2 separate regions of the Mus musculus genome follow, and region 1 is linked to region 2. Evidence: chromatin contacts called from ENCODE POLR2A ChIA-PET data. All regions are on one chromosome and are shown on one strand. The core of a region is the stretch at or near the end of the contact, and the rest is flanking DNA. Distances in the headings are between cores, read along the strand shown.

The links. ChIA-PET counts read pairs that join two places held with the same protein, here RNA polymerase II (POLR2A).
Region 1: POLR2A ChIA-PET joins it to region 2 with 10 read pairs in embryonic stem cell. The contact joins the promoter of Paip2b here to the promoter of Vax2 in region 2. POLR2A ChIA-PET finds 5 or more read pairs at or near these places in 3 of 5 experiments (Patski and embryonic stem cell).

The regions. Positions count from the first base shown.
Region 1 is chr6:83,830,369-83,833,068 of GRCm38, forward strand. It overlaps Paip2b (poly(A) binding protein interacting protein 2B), which reads right to left and starts at 1,373. Exons shown (of 5, transcript NM_146169.2): 1 at 1,267-1,373; 2 at 903-960. The coding sequence starts at 931.
Region 2 is chr6:83,709,831-83,712,683 of GRCm38, forward strand. Vax2 (ventral anterior homeobox 2) reads left to right here and starts at 1,409. Exons shown (of 3, transcript NM_011912.4): 1 at 1,409-1,713. The coding sequence starts at 1,467. Vax2os (ventral anterior homeobox 2, opposite strand) reads right to left here and starts at 2,371. Exons shown (of 6, transcript NR_002871.2): 1 at 2,273-2,371; 2 at 904-995.

The DNA.
Region 1 (2,700 bases), core at 123-2,622, 120 kb after region 2:
CAATGCTGTCACCTATGAGGAAAGACTGATTTTAATTTCCTCTAACAGACTTCTTTCTCTACTACGACAAAAATCTTACCACAGCAAAACACAAGGAACTATATACTGTTATGTGCTACAAATTGGATAAGAAAAATAGTAAAGTAAAGCTTACAAACTCCACAACAGTGAATCTGATGCTAAACTACGACTTAATTTTCCTTTTTGAAAACCAAGAAAAACAATTCCAGATATAAAGCCAAGAAAATGACAACATGAGAACAATGCAATTTTGGATATGGATAGATATCTTATTCTTTCTCCCTTTCTGCCTAAAGTACTAGACGTATTCCAATACTCAATGTCCTCTGGCTTCCAAAATAAAACCCCTATTGTCTAATACTCCTCAACTTCTAAAATCTCAGTTAAAACTATGAGTGATAAGCTAATTTATTCGCAGTAAACGTCTGGCATATTTTTATTTGGGTTTGAGACAGTGTGGAAGGCCATCTAGAAACATATGGTTAGAACCACCACAGGAAGCCAAACACTGCCATACTATGAGGTATAAACAAATAAATTCTCTGTAAAGATAATGCTGAAGGTCGCCTCTGGGCTGTTGTAATTCTCTCAGAGGCTGTGTGTGATAATCACATATATCCCGTATCTTACGGACGTCCGGGATGACCAGGCCCTTCCTCATAGTGTAAATTAGTGCTCTAAGCTGGGTCAGAATCCCGTTCCATCCCGTTCCACGTAACAGATTTCAAATTGGTTGCTGCTGGCAAGCCTTTCCACCTGCATTTTCAGCAGTTTTGAGCAAAAGCACTTTATGAGGACAATGATTCTAGAAGAAGAGTGGGATTAGATGGCATTGAAGGGGAGGCAGAGAGAGTTTAAGCAAGCCCATTGCAGTTCCGAACCTTGCGGAGCCTGTGTTCAGCGTCGTCATCTGCCTCTCGCCTTCACCCTTCCAGGTGCCTACAAAAAGCAAAGTGAGAGGTGTTAGTTTCCGGGGGAAATGAGGCTGAAATCCTGAGGTTGAGAGTGAACGTCTCAGAAGGCGAGAGAGAGGAGGGGCGCCAGGAGGCGGCAGGTCATACGTAGCAAGGATGGTGAAAAGGGATGAGGTGAGAGGAGCTGGCCCGCGAGCGCCAGAGCGTCGGACGGCCTGGGCCCGGGCCGCGCTGGGAAGGGGCTGTGCGCGCTCCCGGGCAGCCCGCGGGTAGAGGGGCTGTGCGCAGTCCCGGGTGGCCAGACGATCCCAGCCCCGACGCCTCAACCCACCTGGCCGCGCGGACAACGCCGCCCCGAGGTCCGCACCACAGCACAGCGCCGCCTCCTAAGAGCGCGAGCCTCGGCGCACAAACGCTCGAGGTACCTCGGCCTCACACGCGCGTCTCGCCCCGCCCCCCAGCGCCATTCATTGGCTGCCGGACAACGCCCCGTCCATCTATTGGACAGCAGAGAATGCCGCTCACTTACCTGGTTTTGATTGGTCTAAATGTGAAACAATGCCCGCCCAGCTCTTTCAGAAGTTCCAGTTTTTGATTGGTCTTAGCGTCTGTCCATTCGCTCCGCCCTCGATGGAGACTCCCAGCTCTGATTGGCTGAAGAAGCATTGGTCACGCCTAGATTTCCAGGCCAAGGATGAATCACCTCCATGTTGGGGAGGAGCCAGAGTGCAAGGACTCCGGGTTTGTTTACAAAGGCTTCTGCTCCCGCTTCATCCATTGGCTAAGCTGGAAGCCTGTGTCACTTGTCTAGATCACTTTAGAAAAGGGAGTAGGATTCAGGGATTTCCTCATCTGTCCATTAGTTAGAGATGAGTTTTGAGAGCGGGAATTTGCTTCTGTGTTAAGTCGTGAGGTTAAAAATTAGGACTATTTGGGAGATTGGAAGAACAGAAAGGGTTGCTTCCACGTTTTTAGAAACAAATTTGACATTTTCAGTCCCAGCAGGCTCAAGATTGAGGCAGGAAAATCACAAATTCCTCAGGGCCAGCTTGAGCTCATATTGCGACCAAGTCTCAGAAAAACAAGACACACACTCACATTCACACACACACACACACACACACACACTTGTTCTGTCCTTTGGGTTTAAGATACCTTGTATTAGTTAGTTTTATGTGTCAACTTGACACAAGCTGGAGTTATCACAGAGAAAGGAGCTTCACTTGAGGAAATGCCTCCATGAGATCCGGCTGTAAGTCATTTTGTCAATTAGTGATCAGGGTGGGAGGACCTGTTGTGGGTGCTGCCATACCTAGGCTAGTAGTCCTGGGTTCTGTAAGAAAGCAAGCTGAGCAAGCCAGGGAAAGCAATCCAGTAAGTAACATCCCTCCATGACCTCTGCACCAGCTCCTGCTTGCTGACCTGCTTGAGTTCCAGTCCTGATTTCCTTTGGTGATGAACAGCAATGTGGAAGTGTAAGCTGAATAAACCCTTTCCTCCCCAATTTGCTTCTTGGCCATGATGTTTGTGCAGGAATACAAACCCTAACTAAAACAATATCCAAATTTTAAGTTATGTCCATAAAAAGAAGATAGGATATTGATGGCTGGAGTGGTGGATCAACAGTTAAGAGCATTTGCTGCTATTGCAGAAGACAGGTTCAGTTTTCAGCACCTCATGGTGGCTTACAACCACCAGTAACTCTAGCTCCAGGGAATTAGATGCCCTCTTCTGGCCTCCAGAGTACTGAATCCATATACATACT
Region 2 (2,853 bases), core at 159-2,658:
TTCCTTTTCCAGCACTACAAGAATCAGTGAGAATCGCCAAGTCACATCTACCACCTCTCCCAAAATCTCCAACCGTTTTCACACACACACACACACACACACACACACACACCACAGACCAAGGCACTGACTGACTCCCCACACCCAACACCTGTTCAACCTCAGAGACAGAGACCCCACAAGCCTACCCTTGGTGGTCACAGACACCCGCTACCAGATCTTGGGATCTCCTGAAGTACTTTGGCTTGGACTCACACCAAGCATTTGGCTCACCCCTAGTACCTAGTTTATTCCAAATCTGCAAGTGGAAGAAAGGAAGAAGAGTCTGAAGGATCGGGATACTGGCCTTTAAAGGAGCCATAGACCCTCGGTTACACACACCATCCTTCTCAATCTTTCCCCCAAACCTCTTTTTAAAGCTGAGTCAAATACAATGAGACTGTTCCCCACACTTCCTGACACTGTCTAAACAGAAGCGGGACTCTGCAGAACGTGTAGCCAAGAGGACACAGGCTCCTGTCCAGAGATCCGTCTGGAGCAGGCACTGAACAAGGGGCTGCTCCAGGACAGAAGCGCGAGAAAAAAAAAAAGCCCGTGCTCAGTCTCATTCTCTAGGTGTCAGTCCCAGGAGTGACAACCTCAGAGCTGCGGGAGAGCCCAGCGTTTGCTCTTGGCAGTACAACCTGGCGGTCTGCCGGTCCAGCTCCGCACCTCACCCTGGCTGGGGACAGCATCCGCCTCCCGGGCTTGTCTGGCGAAACTCGCGGGATCCCCACAATAAGTGGCTGTTCTGTGTGCCTGAGTGTGAGTGCCTTGGTTGGGGGACGCGTGCCCTGAACCCCAGACCTACACCCCACTCTCTACCGTCGCCCCCACCGCACCAAGTTCCGGAGCCCAGCAAACCTCCTCTTTTCTGCCGGGTCGAGTCAGGGTCGCCTCCTCGAGCTCTGAGTTTTCCATCAAGCGGAGCCAGACTGAAAGCTAGGTGCATTTCCCTGGAGATATAGGGAACAGAGGGAAGAGGGCGAGAGGGACCAATGGGTAGGGAGTAATAAAGTTTATGAGAGGGTGTGGGGCGGTCTTCTGTACCACGGGGCTGTCCAGTCTCCCATTGCCAGGCTCTAAACACCGCCCCACGCGAGGAGGCGCGAAGACACCATCCCCTCCCCCTTCTCCACATATCTCTTTTCCTCCTATCCCTCCTCCTTCTCCTCTTTCCCTCCCCTTGTCTCTCTTCCCCTCACTCCCTCCTCCTTTTTTCCTCCCCCTGAACGAACTCCCGTTGCGCTGCGCCTACTGGATCCACCCAGAGTCCTGGAACCCCAGCTCGCGCCCAATCGCCGACGGGGGCGGGGCCTGTAGGGGGCGGGGCAGATGGAGGAAGGGGTGGGGAGGGGCAGGGAGGGACCTGCTACCCTGAGCTAGGACTAGCGGCTGCTGTGGCCCAAGCAGCAGTGGCGGCGGGCATGGGCGATGGGGGCGCGGAGCGGGACCGCGGCCCCAAGCGCCGGGAGGAGCCTGGTGGCCGCAGCGGGCGTCACGGAGAGCACCGCGGAGCGGAAGATTTGCGTGCTGACACAGGTAGCGCGAGTCCGAGGGAGATTGCTGGGACCTCCGCCTCCAGCCCTGCGGGCTCCAGGGAGAGCGGAGGGGACAGCGACGGACAGCAGGCGCTCGGTGAGACAGACCACTGCCGCCGCATCCTGGTACGAGGTAAGGGGACAGCCGCAGCTCTGATTCCCTGGGCCACCAAGCTGCCTTTCCTGGGGCCTCCGACATCCCTACAACGTCCATCTCTCAGATCATACAGTGGTTCATTCATTTGGTAGTTCATCCTGTAAATACTCCGAGTGCCTATTGTGTGCGGGACACTGAGCTGAACGCGGGGGACAAAGCAGGGGGCTGGACCTTGTTTCGTCCTGCTGGACCGGTGCTCTCTCTCTCTCTCTCTCTCTCTCTCTCTCTCTCTCTCTTTCTCTCTCTCTAGGCCCATCCGGGCTGGTTGGTGTAGTAAGGACACGAATCAGTTGGAGAAGCCCGACACCGAGAGCCAGGGCCTCCGCGCCGGGGTCCCCGGAGCAAGGGCGGAGAAAGTCACGCGCGCGCTGTAGGGACAGGATTGGGAGGGACCCGAGTGGGCAGCTGCTGAGGAAGGCTGGGCCACGCAGGCAGTCGGATGCGTCCCCGCTTCAACCCAGCCTTATTTCCCAGCACCTAGCCTTGCGTGGGTTGAGGCTTAGAGATGGCTGGGTGGGCGGTAGGGTAGCCTGACCTGCCGCGGCTCCGCTGCTCCAGTTTTCCCACTCGCTTGGATACCGCCGGCTCCGGCGCTCCTCCGCCTGGCCTGGCCGCCTGGCCTGGCCGACGCTTTCTTCCTCGGCTCCACCCGCCCTCACCCGAAGTCGGAGCCCCTTCACCCATCCCCCTTCAACCCCCGCAGCAAACTTGCTTTCCCGGCACTCTCCTGCCATCGCTCATCCAGATCCAAACCTCCAATGCCAGTATCCTGGGTCTGGGCCTCTCCCAGGTAGACACTTGGAGAAAGAAGTCTCGGGTCCTGCGGTCAACTGGATCCTAGGCCTGAGGCCTGTTGTTTTTCCGCCATCCTGGGGTTTCGGACTCACTCACTTGGCTTCCCCCAGCTGCCTCCCACAGGCCTCAGGAGGCCTGTAGCCAACTTTCTTTTACGGAGGGAAACCTAGGTTTCTGTCACCCAAGTCAATATCTTAGAGCAGGTGGAGTACAACTTTCCTGACCCCCACCACCACTGTCACCATGTGAGTGGCCCTGGGGATCTGAGAGCCAGCTAGGGCAGGGCATGGAGGTACAGGAAGCTCTCTTAAATTAAGACGC